3 separate regions of the Homo sapiens genome follow, and all the other regions are linked to region 3. The links are chromatin loops, found by intact Hi-C in ENCODE. Cell type or tissue: OCI-LY7. All regions are shown on one strand. Each heading gives the region's core, and the rest is flanking DNA. Links, peaks and the distances in the headings are about the cores only.

Region 1 (5,000 bases), core at 1-5,000, 52 kb after region 3:
ATTCCAGCAGTTTGGGAGGCCAAGGAGGGTAGATCACTTGAGATCAGGAGTTCAAGACCAGCCTGGCCAATATGGTGAAACCCTGCCTCTACTAAAAATACTAAAAATTAGCCGGGCATGATGGCACACGCCTGTAGTCCCAGCTACTCAGGAGGCTGAGACAGGAGAATTGCTTGAACCCGGGAGGTGGAGGTTGCAGTGAGCTGAGATGGCACCACTGCACTCCAGCCTGGGAGACAGAGTGAGACTCCATCTCTAAAAAAAAAATAGAAAATAAAAGATAAATAACTGTTCCTTGTGAGCCCTAACAAATAACAGAAAGTGTATAGAATAGATGCAAGCCGGGACTTGGGTCCTGAAGGCCAGAGTTCAATGTTTGCATTTCCTAAAGGAAATCTAGGGCAATCACATCTCTAACGGACAGCGGTCACTTTCGTGCCAGAGATAAGCCTTGAGCTCTTGCTCACTTGGTACATGTTGCATTTTCTCCTTCATTTTTAACTCCTCAGGAACCCCTAGAATGGTAAACTGGGAAGTCACCTCATTTAACTTAACAAGGAATCTGGGGCCCAGAGAGCTTAGGGGTGCCTCAGATGCTACTGGTTATGACCACGATCTGATGGGTCATCGTTACTTGAAGGGGTGAGCAGAGGCTTCGCTTAACTTCCTTAAGGCTCTCAATGGAAGAACCGCAAGTGTCTGTCCCCTTGTCATTTTCTGAAAAAGCAATTTATCATTAAGTCCTCCCTGTTGCTGAGCTATTCAATACTTTTTTACCTGTAAAAACTCCACTCTGGTTAGTTACTGCTTGGACATGATACCACAGCATTACCTGAGAGGTCACAACACATTTTATGTCTTTGGTCAGAAATAGAAAAACAGAAGCACAAGACCCCTAGCCAGAAGATGACAGCATGCCAGAGCTTAGTGTCACCAAGCTTTCCTTTCTATTTTTGGAAGCTTTAACTTATTAGGCAAACGTATCATCCAACAAACACTGGGAAATGTAAGTTGGAAAGGTCCCGCTAGTTGATTAAATTCCCTCATTCTCTTCCAAGGCTCTCCCCCAAAACTGAAAGCCCCGTATCAGCTCTCATAAGAATAATAGGAGGAAACAAGCATTTTCTAAGTCTTTGATCCTACTCCTGCCTAACCTCCTAATTCAATCTTCACCCCTGGTTTTAAAGCCACCAACACCTCTCCTGCTCCCAGAACTTTTCTCTAGCTGGGACCCTGTCTGCTGCTTTAATCAGAAGACGTAAGTAAAGAGCTGTCTGAAGCCCACTTTGGGGAGTCAATGTGGAATCAGGGTAGAAGATTCTTGATGCCCAGGTGGCCATCCTCCACCTAAACAGGATCCTGCCAACATCATTGTACTGCCCAGCTTGCTACAGCACAGTGACAAGATGTGCTGGTGATATCTTTCAGTGGAGATTGTACTTTGCACTGGACAAGTCCTCATAGATGCCGAACTCATGTCAGACAATAAAGCAGGACTTTAAATAGCATGGCAGAGGCAATCTAGAGCTATCATTAACTCTAATTCTCAGAATCAGAGGACTTTGCTTATTTTGTCAATAACATCTACCGGCAGAGAACACCCAGGCCAGGGAAGCAGTGGGACTCCCCACAGGGAAGAGGAGCCACTGCCTACTAAACATGCATGGTTTGTCTTCACAGTGGACAGTTTGGTGGCCGCAGACATCATCTTCTACAACCACATCTACATCCTTGCCTTTCTGTTTCAAGTTGTTCTCTTGAGAAACTGTTCAAATTTTCAGGAGCTGAAAATGTACTGCCTTAAATCCAACTCATGCCGAGATTTCCAGGTTTGCTTTGAGGAATCCACTGCACTGATGGTGACTTGTTTAAAATTCTTCAGCTCTTCTATTATGTCCAATTCAACAAATAGTTACTGAGTGATTGCCGTAGCCAGTCTCTGCTGAGCTGGGCGTCTTCAGGTTGTCTCGGACCTCATGGAGCTCCCAGTCTATCTGGGAAGACAAAGTTAAGAAATAATGAGCATTGCAAAGTGTATTATAAATAGCAAGGAGATGTTAGTCTAGAGGGCCAGCTGCTGCTGTTGCCACTGCAGCAAATTGAAGCCAGAAAGAGAACCGGAGGAAATGCAGGAAATGTGCCTGGAAAAAAAATAATAACAGCATGGTGGCCACCCACAATGGTGATCAAGTTTTTTTCCAAGTTCTAATGAAACATCCATTCATTTTTATTTTGTGAGATTGAAGCTGTAATAGCTCGGTATACAAAGAATTTCCTGTAGATTAATATGAAGCTGGAAGGAGTTGATAGATTTCAGCAGTGATTTGGGCTATTAATCCAAGCCAGTCATTCATTAACCCTCAGGAAGTTTTCTGTGCCAAAGTCATTATTATTATTATAAACTAAACCCCAAGCCCCAAATGGGTGTATGGCTACTTTTCTCTCCAGGATCCTGAGTGTTTGAGTCAGCCAGGGAGCCTGAATCATTTCCTGAATTCCCTTCTGGTTCATGGGGAGTTAGACTTTGTACTATGCACTTGCTGCCAAGGGAACCCAGCAAAGAGCCCTTTTGAGAGGTAACTATCACTCTTGCCTTTTTTCGTGAGGTCCTAAGTGGCTATGGCAGGTGGCTGGTTGTCTCCCAATTTTTGTTTTTCTATACTTCTGTAGTATAAATTTTAGCTGGCAACATGGCTGCCTGGCCAAAGACTACATTTCCCAGTCTCCCTTGCAGTAGCCATGGTCATGTGACGAGGTAAAGCCAGCAGAAGTGATGAGGGTCACATCCTGATCTTGCCCTCAAAAAATTGGTAGTATCATCGACCCCTTGTGCCCAGTCCCTTTCCCCCTTTCCACTGCTGGAAGGAGAGGAGAAGAACCAGGGTATCTCCTTAGACACAGAAATGGAAAGCACGTATTAAGGATGTGGAGCTACCCCAGCAGCCCTGACCTGCTGACCTCCAGACTGTGACATGGAAACAGATCAACTTCTCTCTTGGTAAGTCACTGTACTTTGGAGCCCCTTTGTTACAGCAGTTAAGACTGTACTCCTACAAACACAGTGCCTACCAAGCAAACCCTGTGGCCCCAGCTCAGGGACTCTTCCATATTGTATGTTGATGCCTCAAGGCAGTGGCTTTTTTTTTTTTTTTTTTTTTTTTTTTTTTTTTTTTTTTGAAACAGGGTCTCAGGCTGGAGTTCAGTGATGCAATCTTGGCTCACTGCAACCTCTGCTTCCCAGGTTCAAGCGATTCTCCCACCTCAGTCTCCCGAGTAGCTGGGACTACAGGCAAATGCCAACCATGCCCGGCTAATTTTTTTGTATTTTTGTAGAGATGGGGTTTCATCATGTTGCCCAGGCTGGTCTCGAACTCCTGAGTTCAAGTGATCCAACTGCTCGGCTTCCCAAAGTGCTGGGATTACAGGCATGAGCCACCACGCCCGGCCTGCAGTGGCTTTTTAAATACATTGTCTCATTTAATTATCCCAATAGTCCCATGTAGTTGGTATTATTGTACCATTTTAAAAATCAGAAAACTGAGGTAGAAATAGATGAAAAAACTTGCTTCAGATTCCACAAGCAAGTAGGCGGGAGAGTTAAGATTCCAACCCAGCCATGTAACTCCCTGTTGCCTCTTCCCTTCCTTGCCATTCCCCTATAAGATGACTTGGTCACATCAACATTCTCTTTGTGGTCCAGGTAAATACATACCCTGGGTTAAACAAATTCCAGAAAATAGTCTAACTTGGCTCTGTGTGGGTGTAACCCACCAATCTTGCTTTTCTAAAGGCAATAACGATCGGTCACCCTCAAAAGCTCTATCTGGTGGTTCAATAGTTCAGCAGCTCCACATTGGTTGAATTCCTATTGTGTTCCCAGGCATTAAGTCTGACACTGGGGACATCAAAACGGATAACACATGGCCCTGGATCTCAAGGAACCTGCCGCCTGATGGAAAATAAAAGAGAGAGTCACACTTAAATGAATGATTTCAGCATAATGAATGTGACAAGTGATAAGATAAGGGAATGCATCCAGTATCACTGCTTTTCCAAGGCTTCTCGAGGGGTAAAAAATTACCCAGTGGGTATTTGAAGGAGAAAGTAAATAAAAGAAAATCTACCAAGAACTGTGCTATTTGGTAATACGTGTTATTTTATCTAATCCTTACCATAAAACTAAGAGGGGTATAATTTTATCTCTGTTTTGCAAACAGGGAAAGTGAAGGCCAACTGGACCTAAATTCCCAAGTTCCTACACTCCACAGGAGATGCAGTGTTGAAATCTAGGTTAGCCTGGGTCCAGAGACCACATTTTAGCTACTGTTCCCAAAATAAAGAAGAAGTTGATCCTCTCTCTTGGGAAATTTTTCTTTTCTCGAGTCTTTTGACTGGAACAGAAAACACCTGGAATTATGAAAACAGCTAAGAGAAAGGACTAGTTCTTTATAACACAGCGCTTTCTGTCAGTCTCAGGGAAAATGTCTCTTGTCAGCATGGAAAGAAAAGCAAGATTATAGGCAATTACTGTTTCTTTTTCCTGGGAGCTGCTTCTCCCCAAAGCTGATGGTATTGATTCTGGGGGTTCAGTCACAGTGTCTGGCCCCCTCAAGTTCTGGCTAATTAGCCCCCCATCCTTCCTGCTAAGTCAAAGGCCCAAGGGAGGGGCGTGTGTCCAAGTAAGGCCAGCCTGAGCTCATCTAGGATTTGACATGTGACTGCTGGGAGAAAAGAGAAGCTCCTTTTGCCCCTCTGGGCATCAAGCCAGGGAGGCCTGGAGGTGAGGCAGCGTTTTCAATCATAGAAGCAATCAAGCAATCATTCAATCAATTTTCCTGAAGTCCTAAGCTGGGTTGGGTTCAGTTTCTTTTATTTGCCAATGAAACCATCCTAACACTGTGGGGAAGGTCTGAGTACAAAAAGCAAGCTCACAATGTAATTTCAATACTTACATTCCTTATGTTTATTTCTGATTTTTATGTTATATACTTTATATATAC
Region 2 (5,000 bases), core at 1-5,000, 330 kb before region 3:
ATCAGCTTTTCCTCACTCTATATAATGCTCTTGACATCCATCCGAGTTGTGTATATCAAGAGCTAGTTTCGTTTTATTGCTGAGTAGTACCCCATCATATGAATATTTAACCATTAAATATCTGTTACTCTGAGTTATTTCCAGCTTTTGCTATCACAAATAGAGATGCTATGAAAGTTCATGTACAGGTTTTGGTGTGAACATACATTTTCATTTCTTTGGGCAATCTCTGGGTTACATAGCAGGTACATGATTAATTTTATAAGAAACTGCCAGATGAGTTTTCAGAGTTGCTAGACCATTTTACATCCCTACCAGTAATGAATGAAGATCCAGCTGCTCCAAATCCTCACCAACAGGGCTGTGCTTTTTGTATTCCTTGGTCATGAACTCTTAGGATTCAAGAATGTTAGAATTAGCCAAGGGTGGTGGTTCACGCCTGTAATCCCAGGATTTCAAGAGGCAGAATTGGGAGGATCACTTGAGCCCAGGTTTGAGACCAGCCTGGGCAATGTAGTGAGACTCCTGACTCTACAAAGAAAAATAAAAATTAGCCAGGTGTGGTGGTGCATGCCTGTGGTCCCAGCAACTCGAGAGGCTGATGGGGGAGAATCACTTGAGCCTAGGAGGTCAAGGCTGCAGCGAGCTGGGCTTGTACCACTGCACTCCAGCCTGGGCAACAGAGCAAGACCCTGTCTCAAAAAAACACAAAACAACTATATGGGGCCTTAAAGATGATCTAGTCCAGCCTATTGATTCTACAGAAAAAGGAACCAAAATTCTATAAGCATCAATTCCTTCTTTAAAAATTCTTAGTATTTAGGCTGGGTGTGGTGGCTGACACCTGTAATCCCAGCACTTTGGGAGGCTGAAGTGGACAGATTGCCTGAGCTCAGAGTTCAAGACCAGCCTGGCCAATATGGTGAAACCCTGTCTCTACTAAAAATACAAAAATTAGCCAGGTATGGTGGTGCACACCTGTAGTCCCAGCTACTGGGGAGGCTGGGGCAGGAGAATCACTTGAACCCAAAAGGCAGAGGTTGCAATGAGCCGAGATGGTGCCACTGCACTCCAACCTGGGCAACAAAGCGAGACTGCGTCTCAAAAACAAAACAAAACAAATTATTAGCATTTTTCACTACCTTCCCTGTTTGCCCAGTCTCAGAAAGAACTGTCTCCTCTTCATAACATCTCTGGAAACTTGTCAAAGGTTGGGCAAGAACTTAGGTCCTTGTTCGAGCCTCTGGGAAAGGTCTTGCCCAGGAAACTTGACCTTGTGCTCTGCTTCCGTTAGAGAGCCCAGGCTCCAGCAGCACTTTCAGATTCTCATGTGTCTCGACTGTTCAAGCAACCCTGCATTATCCACTCTCAGGAAATTACTGGTGGCAGCAAAGTTCAAGTGCAATCTGAACCTACAGCCCACAGCCAGCACTTTCAGGTTCACCCTGCCCATCAGTAACGTCAGCAGCCATTGCTACCAGCTCAGCTACTCCCATTTATTGAGCAACTCCTGAGTGCCAGGCAATGTGCAAGAAACCTTATTTATTTATTTATTTATTTATTTATTTATTTAAAGTAATAGCTTCTTGTAAAAAAAACTTATATTTTAGGTTTGGGGGTACACGTGCAGGGGTTGTTATATAGATAAACTTGTGTCATGGGGGTTTGTTGTAAAGATTATTTTGTCACCCAGGTACTAAGCCTAGTATCCAATAGTTGTCTTTCCTGCTCCCCTCCCTCCTCCCACCATCCACCCTCAAGTAGGCTCCCGTGTCTGTTGTTCCCCTCCTTGTGTCCATCGGTTCTCACCATTTAGCTTCCACTTATAAGTGAGAACACACGGTATCAGGTTTTTGGTCCCTGTGTTAGTTTGCTAAGGATAATGGCCTCCAGCTCCATCCATGTTCCTGCAAAGGACTTGATCTTGTTCTTTTCTGTGGCTGCGTAGTATTTCATGGTGTAAGAAACTTTATATACCATGGCTCTGGTTTTATGCCAACCCTGCAAGGTAGTTACAAAGAACCTCATCTGACAGCTGAGAAAAAAAGGCTACAAAAACTCATACTCTGAATGAAAAGTTTTGGACAAGAGGACCCAGGTTCTTTTGCACAACTCACAATTCAAAAATGCATAAAATATTGCTTTTGGTGATAGAAATGGCCTTTGCTGCCTTTTTTTTTTTTTTTTTTTTTTTTTTTTTTTTTTTTTGAGACAGGGTCTCACTCTATCACCCAGGCTGGAGTGTAGTGTTGCAGTCAGGGCTCACTGCAGCCTTGACCTCCTGGGCTCAACAGATCCTCCCACCTCAGCCTGGCACGCGCCACCACGCCTAATTTTTGTATTTTTTGTAGAGATGGGATGTCGCCATGTTGTCCAGGCTGGTCTCCAACTCCTGGGCTCAAGCGATCCTCCTGCCTCGGCCTCCCAAAGTGCTAGGATTACAGGCGTGAGCCACCGCGCCTGGCCTTCTGCCACTGGCTAAGCTTAAAATGCGCGATGTGTTTCTCTCTTCCTGGGTTCTGTACCTGAAATTTGGGTAGCTGCCGCCAGGTGGCGCCAAATCTGAGCTTTATTAATCCAAGGGACCAGCTACACTTTGCCAGAGCCCTCAACTGATCTGACATCACGGTGCATGCTTCCAGACTAACTATGACATTTCTAGCACAGTAAGCTCTTTATTAAAATAGCAGACATCCTTGCTTCCTTGAAAATCATTAACTATTAACATCTGCACGTCTTTCTAAAAAGGATACACTTTACAGCAACCGGTAAAGAAATACAACATCTAGGTATAACATTAAACTTTTCTTACTAAACATTATTTTAAACCGCTGCTTATTCTAACTTCACCTGTTCTGAACACAGATGCTCTTGGGAAATGGATGTGTTCAGACCCTTACAGCATTTGGAGTGATTAAAAGCCATGCATTTCTTTGCAGTTATCTGTGCAGATGAAGTTAAAATGTATCAGTAGCTTTGTTTAATGCCAGGTTTGTTCGAGAATGTTTTAAGAATGTAAGCCCTTTTGTTTTGATTGTCAATGCCCATTTTCTCATAACTCATTAATTTCCCTCTATTTCTTTCTACATGGGTAGATTATTTTCTTTTTCTTCATTCTCCCATAAAAGGAGAAAAATAACTGCTCATATATGCTTCATGTCCCAGTGACCTCTCATGGTTATTTTTCCTAGTTTGGATAGTTCCTACACAGGAGTTTTCTTCCTCGTTCTCTTTTCTTTGAATTTTAAGTAGGGTGGCCAATTTGCACTAGTTTGCCTGAGAACTTTTCCATCCTGTGTCCTGAGTATCCCATTAGTCCCAGGCAAAGCAGGATGGCTTGTGACCCTAGCTTTCGGTTAGAGCAAAAGTTAGCCTACACTGAATTTAAGATGCAGATTCAACTTCAACCACTGTAACAGGCTTCATTGTCAGTCACAGACCTATTTTTCATTCATTCCTTCAGCAAATCCACTCTGCCATCCCAAATCCATCTCAGTGACTCTTAACAAGTCCATCTTTCATTGCAGGTTTTTTGTTTGTTTGTTTGTCTGATTTTTAAGGTGTAGTCTCGCTCTGTCTCCCAGGCTAGAGTGCAGTGGCGCGATCTCGGCTCACTGCAACCTCCACCTCCTGGATTCAAGTGATTCTCTGTCTCAGCCTCCCGAGTAGCTGGAATTACAGGTGTGAACCACGACGCCCGGCTAATTTTCATATTTTTAATAAAGATGGGGTTTCAGCATGTTAGCCAGGCTGATGGCGAACTCCTGGCCTCAAGTGATCTGCCGGCCTTGGCCTCTCAAAGTTCTGGGATTACACGTGTGAGCCACCATGCCCGGCCTCGCTGCAGTTTTTTGACACCAATGATTTGTGTTAAACATCTTCTCAGGCCCACAGTGCTGAACACAGAATCTAATCTCAATAGATGCTTCATTAATGGTTATTAAATGAAAGGAAAAAGTGGGCACCCCTCTTTTCCTTGGGGCTACTGCTGCCCTCACTCCAGAGCCTTAAAAGCCTCTGCTGCAAGCTCAAGACAGCTCCTGGGGGAAGTAGGAGACCAGTGGAATGTCATGATGTTATGTGGGATCTCAGCTCAGATAGGGACAGCAGTGTCCAAGAGTTTTTAAAATCTACCTCAAACTTCAAAATTCCTTGTTACCCTTCTGGGAATAAAATCTCCCCAAATTTGTTTTCCATGAGGTTTATATTTATATCTATAGAAGCTAGCATTTAGGAGGGATTCATAATTCAGAAGGGTCTTAATTTTGAATCAGACCTCAAAATTGAAGCCGAGGAGGTAGCGGTGACTAGGGTGGGGGGAGAGGAATTTGCCTGAGAGATTGTCCTCTATTCCCAAATAAGTTCTGTCTCTCTTTCCCAGCCAGACTCTCTATAAAAGGGAAAACTGGACAACAGGCAGTGGGAAAGAGAGCACAGCCTGGCAACTTTCTGTGAAACACGTACACCACGCTGTTTACAAATTCCTGTAGCCAGCCCCGGAATCCAAATGTAGACAACTCTGTTTATGTAACGAAAATAGACACTCCTGCCATGTGATTAAGGTGGCTACTGGGAGTTGGGCCCCTGTTAGGAGACATTTGCTGCAGCTGGGGCCGGAGGGGAGGACGGGACATGGGATCCCCCGGGACCTGGGGCAGGTACGAAGCTTTTTAAAGATGAGTTTTCTGGTCCGGAAATCTCCCAGGATAGGCACATCTAAGATGCAGCGGGGGAGCTGACAGAAGTCACAGGCTGGCCCTTTCTTTGCCGCCCATCCCAGAGGATGGCATTCTTCATCAAAGGGGAGATAGTCCAGCAAGCCGCAGCGTCACCCCTCCCAGCAGGGGACAATAAGTGGTCCGAGCCGGCCAGCTCCTTTCTCAGCATGGGGTTTGGAATGAGGCCCCTTCCTGCCCCACCGGAAGACTTCCAGCATATGGTTCCCATCAGCCACCCACTGTCTGGGTCAGTAAGGAGGCTTGAATGTTCCAGGGTCAGGA
Region 3 (8,388 bases), core at 1,460-6,459:
CCAAATCACACTTACATTTTATATTCATTTATTCCACAAACATATCTTGAGTGCCTGCTATGTGTCATAACCTATCCTAGGCGCAGAGGATGCGGTAGAAAACAAAACAGAAAAATATCTCACTTCATGAGCTTCCACTTTGGTTAAGAGAGACAGACACAAACTATCAGCAAGTGAATACAGGGAGTGCATCAGATAGCGCTAGTGCTTTAAAGAAAAATAAAACAGGAGGGTAAGGGGTTAAGTTTTTAACTAAGCAGTACATGAGAGTCCTCACCGAGGAGATGGCATTTAAGCCTGGCTTGAACATTACTCCCTCCTGGAAGCCTCCTGGAAATTTCCCAAGACCAGGGTAGGCGTCATCTTTATAAACTTCTATGAAGCCTTTATTTACCCATCATAGCACTTACCGCACTTTAAAGGACTTTTGTGTTTGCGTGTGAGTGTCAACTGTAAACTTTGTGAGGACAGAGACTGAGTCTGTTATTTATTGTATATCAACAGCTCCTTGTAGATATATGTTCCTTGAACAAACGGATGCATTGACAGCCTACATTATTTACAAGTTTTATTATACAAAAAATTTATGTAGTATTTATTGTAATGTCCTGTGTTACAAATCACTTTCTCACCCACTGTCTCGTTTGAGAGATGTGGGTCTTATTGTCACCTTTTAACAGACACTCAGAAAAGTTAAGTTTCTTGCCCAGAGTGTCACAATAAAGGCTAAACCCAGCTCAATCACAGCTCTCACATCTTCAGACCCAGAGTGCTTTCTAGAAAAGCCCCCTGCCTTCCTGCATGTTCTAAGAAAACGCAAACCACTAACCCCAGGGCATTAGCCGTCCTCAGCCAATTTTTACTGTTCCTCCCTGAGTTATCATATTCTCATCTCCCCAGAAAACTTCCACCAAATGCTAAAGCCAACATTTAAATCCAAAGGTAAAACCTTCTGGAATTCCTTGATGTAGCCACTGCACAGGCTGGCCTGTGTTCTCATATCAGTTTTCAGAACAATTCTTGCCCTCCTGCAAGTCCACATTTAGCAGATCCACTCAGACAACTACAGAGTGGGGATCAATTGAATTCCTTTCCTAGCTGACACTTTTGAGCTAAGACTGTCTTTTCCATGTGTTAATTTTAAAATGTGGGTTTCATAAAAGCTGCAGGCGGAACAGCAGATGGGGGTCCGTTAGCAATCATTAATATCCTCTATTCGTTGCCTGCCCCCCCAATTGATAAAGTGTCACTCCACTTGGGCAAAAGGGGCCAAAAAGGGAGCGGGGCACAGAAACTCACTGTTCAACAAAAGCCCTCCCATGCAGTGAAGAGCTGGCCCCATCAGAGTGCCTGTGTCTTGCAGGATTTGGAGAAGGGAGCCTCAGCTACCCTCCCTTGAGCGAGGTGAAGTTTGTTGCAGGAGTGATGGGACAGCTCTTGGTAGTTTTCCACTTGCTACTCATGAGTTCTCACCCTGTTTGGCTCTTTGTCACTTGGTCCCATAAAAACACCCACTGCAGGATGCTTGCTCATGCCACCCACCCACCAAATGGCATGTGGCAAAGAGGGTCAGAAGTTCACACACTTCCTCTTTGTTTTCTTGTGTTTCTTTCTGCATAAGCACCTCTCAACAGGCCAAATGGTTGTTGTTGCCACATAGATTTTTGTATTGATGGTTTCCTGCCATCCCCTCATTCTCAAGAGTGGATGGGGGCAGAACAGGGGAGAGTTAACTATTTTGATGAAGAGCAGTTTATAGGATGAATAGGCACAGACAACAAAAGTAAGCCTGGATGCTTTGAAATGAGCTGCTTTGTATTGAAGAGCTTGCTTCTGCCCTGCAATACTTCCTTGCAGTTGAATAGATACTGCAGAGAGTAAACACACTTATCTCTCTCGAGAAAGAAAAAAAATTGTGTTCCCAGGAAGCTGGAAAATTCTCCCATAGGTATAAACATTTAGGAAAAAAGAGATAAGCCGCCTAATTCTAATAACTAGGAATAACCAATTAGGTCATCTGTCCTCACCTCTGTCACTTCTCTCTGAGGCTTGTGGTGTTCAAATTCTGCTACCCTTAACTTTCTAGAAGGAGGGAGAAACACCTCAATTCCTTTCCACTCTTCCGGTTCAGATGGTTCAAACAGCTGGACTTCTTTGACAAAAAAAAAATGACTTTAATCATGATAGAAACATAGTACTTGAAACACAGAACAAACAGAAGAGAAAAACATTTTCTGTGATAGTTTTCTCTTTTGGTTTCTGAAAAGTGAGCAAAATTTTTAATTAAAAAAACCCATAAAATTGCCTTAGGACACTCTCGACACAGATGAGAGAAGACAGTCATTAAAATAAATTACAGAATGGGAAATGGCACCATTACCATTCTCCACTGATTTTTTTTAGAAGTGTCTTTTACCAAAAACCTTTTTGACATTCTAATAAAAGCAAAATGTTTTAAGTTAGGAGTGGCTTTTCAGAGCAATATCCCTTTGCCTCAATGGTTACTAACCAAAATACATGGATAAGATAAATCTGAATAAAAGCAAGAACTAAACCAAACTGAATTAACTTCTTCTCAGCCAGAGGTTAATTTTAAAGCATTAAGCTGAACCATCATTCCTGATGATTGTGGAATGAAGTATTTGGAAGTATACGTTTCATCAACAACTGGGAGACACGGAGTGTGGTTAGGAGAATACCTTGGAATTACACAGTGCTGGGTTCAAACCTGAATTGAGTCATTTCCTAGTTGTGTTCTCTTGAGCAAGTTACCTAGCTTATCTAAACCTGAGTTTCTTCATCCATAAACTGGGAATAATAATAACTGTTTCATCTGTCACAAGGTTGTGAAAAGGATTAAAAGATAATACAAAATGCTTAGAGATACAAAAGGTGTAGTAGGGTGTCTGGTACCTTTTAAGCAAAGCTATTATTACTGTATGGAATATTCAGAAAAACTACTAACTGCTGCACAATGCACACAATTTTTTCCTCATGTGTGCAAGGACTTGAAACTAAAGAATAGAGTTTGGGATCTTCCTACATGGAAGCATGTTAATCATGGTCTCAAAACCAGATTGAACAATATTTGCAGTCAGCTTGCAAACTTTCACAGTATCAGGTCACATGGGATGGTTCTCAGGGTCCCAGGAGAGGGATTGAATTGTGTTGTCCTCAAAATTTATATGTTGAAGCCTCAATCCCCACAGTGAGATTGTATCTGGAGATAGGGCATTTAGGAGATAATTAAGGTTAAATGAGGTCAGAAGGGTGGGGCCCTAACCCAATAGAATTGGTTGCCTTATAAGAGGAGGAAGAGAAATTCCTCTCTCTCTCCCTCACTCCCAACTCCCACCCCAGCCCTGCTATATGCACAAACTAAGGAAAGGCCATGTGAGGACACAGCGAGAAGGCGGCCATCTGCAAGTCAGGAAGAGAGGCCTTACTTGGAAGCCAATCAGCTGGCACCTTCACCTTCCTGCCTCCAGAACTGTGAAAAATGCATGTCTGTTGGTTTAGCCACACAATCTATAGTATCTTCTTACGGCAATCTGAGTTGATTAATACAGAAGGAAAGATATCATTAATTTTACCCCACAACCAGAAAATCGAAAACATGCCTTACTGAGCAGAGAATGCTTCCTCTCTAGAATACCCCTGTCCCACTCTTGAGAGCTGGCCAAATGTACATAAAATTGATGGCTTTATCTGATTTTGAAAGAGAAATACATCAAATCCCAATTTTTTTAAGTTAAGTAACTTTGACAGGGGAAAAAAATTCACCTCCCAATGGAGGGCATAATTTGTACAGTAGTCTGTTGGGGGATACATTTTGTTGCACAATTCAAACCTGTAGCCAGGATTGAGTAAGAAAGCAACTTCAATGATTTTGGAAGAAACTGCCCTAAAACCGGAAGCCTTAGTTCCCTTCTGAAATACATCTCTACAAGTGGTTCACAAGTTTAAAGACAGATGTTATCACCAGTTATTGAAATGATAGTTTCCCCAGGGAAATGGGCACTGCCCCAAGAGAGACAAAAATGTAGACAGAGAATGAATAAATCCTGAAATGTTCTAGTAATTTCTACGACAACACCTCCCCCTTCTTGCCAGCTCTACTCTAAGCAGATGCTGCTGAGCCCTCTGAACCTTAGAAGGGTGGCCTCTGCAGGGTGGAGGCAGAGGCACTGGCTGGGATTCCACAAATTTGCCTTCAAATTCGTTTATTTGCTTAACGGCTATTCATCAAGGACCTGTCATGCATTACAGGAGAGTAGTGAGGAACTGAGTCTAAAGCCAGACTGTGAGATCAAGTCCTGCTGTGCCGTTTACCACGGCCAGGTGGCCTTGGGCAAGTCAGTCCATCTTCCTAGGCCTTGATTTCCCAAGACAGATGGGCAGACTGGGAACAGCACTTGCATGTCATCACAACCCTGTGTGTGCTTGTGGTTATCACAGCTGCTCCCTGCCCCAAGGGTCTATTCCTGGTACTGGCATCAGCTACCCCTTTTCTGATATTCTGTAGCTCTGTGACCTTCAGCAAAACATTTAACTTGCATTTGCTTTCATTTCCTCATCTGCAAAATGGAAATGACAGTGCCTGCCTCACTGGATTATAGGAGCATTCAGTGAAACATATATGCAAAGTGCATGATATAAAATGGTTGCACAGGAATGTTTTTCTTATTAATACGGATTAATTGTTTTTTTGCTTCCATCTTCACCCCATACCCTTTTATTATATTTACATAGAGAGTCCTTCTCAGCCCTTGGCCATGGACAAATCCTGAGAATGCTCCTGGTGAAAGAGGCAGCTGTGTTTCTTCCATGTGAACTTTCTCTCATTGGTCATGTGGGGTCAGGGTCTTGCCCACACAGCATGTAGTGGAAGTTGAAGTAGTTATCTAAATCAGGGGTCAGCAAAGTTTTGCTGTAAAAGGCCAGATAGTAGATATGTTTGCCCTTGCAGGTCACACAGTCACTGTCACAGCTATTCAACTCTGCCGATGTGTGAAAGCAGCCTTGTACAATCCACAAATGCATGAGGATAGCTGTGTTCCAATAAAACTTTATATACAAAACAGGCAATGGGCCAGATTTGGTCTGTGATCTGCACTTTGCTCACCTCTGATCCAGATTCATCCATTCAACAAATATACTGCATGCCTTATATGTAACAGGCACCATTCTGGATGCTAGGAATATAGCTGTAAATGAAATAAAGCCCTCACCATAATGGAGTTCACATTATGTTATAAAGGTATTAATATTGGTTATTGTCTATTTCTCACACTGAAGACAGCAAGTGGAGACAGTTTTTCAAAAAGGGAGTAATCATTTGGGTGAAATGCTGCTGAAGTTTGGGTAAACCAAGGACTCAGAACTGGCCATTGCATTTGGCAACAAAAGAGTCACTGGTGACCTTGATGAGTGCACTTTCAGAACAGTGAGGACAGGCCAGGTGTGTGGCTGTAAAGGGAAGCACAGCAGTGAGAAGGGAGCAGGGAGGGGCTCAGCCTCAAGGGAGAAGGTTGTTGTGTTGTTAAGATGGAGAGGTTAGAGCTCATTTGCATAGAGAATGATCCAGAAGAAAGGTACAGTTGTATGTCATGATACAGGAGAGAGAGAAGTGGTTTTCCAGAGTGGCAAGAGGACACGGTCCCAGTGCCCTGGTGAAGTGCTCTCCTCTGCAAGGAGCAGGTCCAGTTCATCCCTGGGAACAGGAAGGAAGGCAGGGCCAAGGGGCAGAGATTCAGTTCTGAGAGAATAAATCAGTTCTCCTCCAATTGCTTCTATTTTCTCACTACAATCAATGAGAAGCAATATCATCAGATGGGAATGAGAAAGGGAAGGAGTTCTAAGGAGAGATGAGAACATTTGAAACAGCCATCTCAGAGGTAAGAAATTTTCCTACTAGGACCCTTGGTCAGCCTCTGGCCAGCCTTCAAAATGGGCTCTTTGTGTTGGATGTCCATTTTGGGTGCAACCGAGTCAAGGGATGGCCATGGAACATGCATTACAGCCTGTCCTCTCTGCATAACTGCCTAATTCTCCTTAGCCAGTAAGGAGGGCTATATGTTGAGTCAGATAGTTTTCCTACAATGATCTGTAGCCATAGACCCCTAGAAGGGGCAGAGAGAGGGAATACCAGTCTGAGGGTAGGCCTGGCCAGATCCACTTAGCATCAGATGACCTTGATTTTTCACATGACAATGAAGTCCAGCAGCTGTATAATATTCAGTGTCCAAGACACAGTGCTGCCAAATCATGCCCTAGTTTTGGTTTTGTTTTTGCTTTTTGAGACAAGACCTCACTCTGTCACCAAGGCTGGAGTGCAGTGGTACAATCTCGGCTTACTGTAACCTCTGCCTTCTGGGCTCAAGAGATTCTCCTGCCTTAGCCTCCTGAGTAGCTGGGCTTAGAGGTTCCCACCACCACATCCAGCTAATTTTTGTATTTTTAGTAGAGATAAGGTTTCACCATGTTGGCCAGGCTGGTCTCAAACTCCTGACCTCAAGTGATCCTCCTGCCTCGGCCTCCCAAAGTGCTGGGATTACCAGGCATGAGCCACCACACCCAGCCTGTGCCCTAGTTTTAAAACTTCTTGTACATAACTGCGCACCCTCTATCTGTATTGGAAGGCAACTTCAGTTTCGCTCTACCATCTACATCTAGTCAGTTGTTGGTATGTGTCAGGCACTGAGCTAATTAGCTCTTAAAATATATCAACTTATCCTTAAAACAACCCAGTGGTTAGTACTGTTGTTGATTCCATCTTACAAATGAAGCATCTGAGAAATGTGAGGCAGTATGTCCAAGGTCACATAGCTCAACATATCAGTAGGTCTGCCAGACCTCAAAGTCCATACTCTCAACCACTAGTGTAGACTGAAAATACCTCTGATTCAGTTAGATGTTGGGTTTGACTGCAAGTAACAGAAACTCCCAAAATATTAACTTACACAAATTAGGGGCTTTGCTTTTCTCATGTAAAGGGCTGCTGTGGTAAGCCATTCAGGATTGGTATGGCAGCTGCACAACAGTGTCTATAACTGATGTTTCTTCTAGCTATTTGTTTCCCTGCTTAGTTTGTGCCTTCGTGCTCACAGTCACCGCATGACTACAAAATGGCGACTCTGCCTCCAGCATTGCATCAGCATTCCAGGGAGAAGAAATGGGACAACAGATGATGAAAGGTGCGTGCCAATTTATTCCCCTGACACCAACATTTTTTTTTTTTTCTGTCTTCTTTTAAAGAGCTTTCCTGGAAGCCCCACCCTGTAACATCTGCTTACTTCTCATTAGCCAGAATTGCCAAAGGTCTCCCCTGACTACAAGGAATCTGAGAAATGTACAATCTTAGCTGAGCTTATTGCCACCCTAAAGAAAATTGACATTCTGCCACCCCTCCCTTTTTTTCCTAGCAACCCCCTTGACAAAATTGCTGAAGCAATATGGGACTTTTTAAGATTACAAGAGCCACGTGGTTAATATTACTGGAATGTTTTCATGAGTGTGAAATGCAGTTGTCACAGAGAAGCTTCTACTCATCATCTTAAGGCAAACACCAAAGTTCTTCAGAACAACTGATTCCCCCTACAAGGAGAAATATCCAAGGCCTTCATCCACCAGAACAGTCAAATCATTGAAATTTATCAGGCCTCGTGCAGTGGCTCACGCCTGTAATCCCAGCACTTTGGGACACCGAGGTGGGTGGATCACTTGAGGTCAGGAGTTCAAGACCAGCCTGGCCAACAGGGTGAAACCCCGTCTCTATTAAAAATACAAAAATTAGCTGGATGTGGTGGCGCATGCCTGTAGTCCCAGCTACGTGGGAGGCTGAGGCAGGAGAATCACTTGAACCTGGGAGTCGGAGGTTGCACTGAGCTGAGATCACGCCACTGCACTCCATCCTGGGTGACAAGAGTGAAACTGTCTCAAAAAGAAAAAAAGAAGGCCAGGCACGTGGCTCATCCCTGTAATCCCAGCACTTTGGGAGGCCAAGGTGGGCGGATCATCTGAGGTCAGGAGTTCGAGACCAGCCTGGCCAACATGGTGAAACCCCATCTCTACTAAAAATACAAAAATTAGCTGGGTGTGGTAGCACATGCCTGTAATCCCAGCTACTCGGGAGGCTGAGGTAGAAGAATCACTTGAACCCAGGAGGCAGAGGCTCCAGTGAGCCGAGATTACGCCAGTGCACTCCAGCCTAGGAGACAGAGCGAGACTCCATCTCATCAAAAAAAAAAAAAAAAAATTTCTTCCAGTGTCCCAGGACATTCCCCCAAGTATCTGGAATTTCACAAAGAGGGCCAGATACAATTCTATCCAGAATTCATTGCTATACTTGGAAGCTAGAAAGACCCCTCTTTACTATGGAGAACAGAT

What was found. Peaks named below come from ENCODE experiments on the same cell type or tissue, not always from the same donor. Only the 100,000 strongest peaks of a DNase experiment are listed, where the experiment ranks them.
Region 1: it touches region 3 in a loop (2.9-fold over the local background); 15 of 110 quality-filtered maps call a loop at or near these places.
Region 2: it touches region 3 in a loop (6-fold over the local background); 2 of 110 quality-filtered maps call a loop at or near these places.

What each region holds. Positions count from the first base shown.
Region 1 is chr21:33,966,231-33,971,230 of GRCh38, reverse strand. It overlaps LINC00649 (long intergenic non-protein coding RNA 649), which reads right to left. Exons shown (of 3, transcript NR_038883.2): 3 at 45-1,994. LOC124905013 (a long non-coding RNA gene) reads left to right here and starts at 2,767. Exons shown (of 2, transcript XR_007067847.1): 1 at 2,767-2,998; 2 at 3,881-4,130. In OCI-LY7, for the core only: no CTCF peak of the experiment used is centred there; a DNase peak (open chromatin) is centred at 2,730; H3K4me3 peaks cover 1,005 bases; H3K27ac peaks cover 349 bases.
Region 2 is chr21:34,345,644-34,350,643 of GRCh38, reverse strand. No RefSeq gene overlaps it. Among named protein-coding and RNA genes, the nearest start is that of KCNE2, 16 kb to the left of the region's middle. In OCI-LY7, for the core only: CTCF peaks have their summits at 2,353 and 2,553 (motif pointing right); a DNase peak (open chromatin) is centred at 2,563.
Region 3 is chr21:34,016,249-34,024,636 of GRCh38, reverse strand. All of the region lies in intron 2 of LOC105372790 (a long non-coding RNA gene), which reads right to left. It overlaps LOC105372789 (a long non-coding RNA gene), which reads left to right and starts at 5,601. Exons shown (of 3, transcript XR_937678.4): 1 at 5,601-5,897; 2 at 7,069-7,196; 3 at 7,425-8,388. RefSeq lists enhancers at 3,977-4,156, 5,630-5,789, 6,187-6,376. In OCI-LY7, for the core only: CTCF peaks have their summits at 4,015 and 4,217; DNase peaks (open chromatin) are centred at 1,536, 4,306, 4,976, 5,486 and 1 weaker place; H3K4me3 peaks cover 3,838 bases; H3K27ac peaks cover 5,000 bases.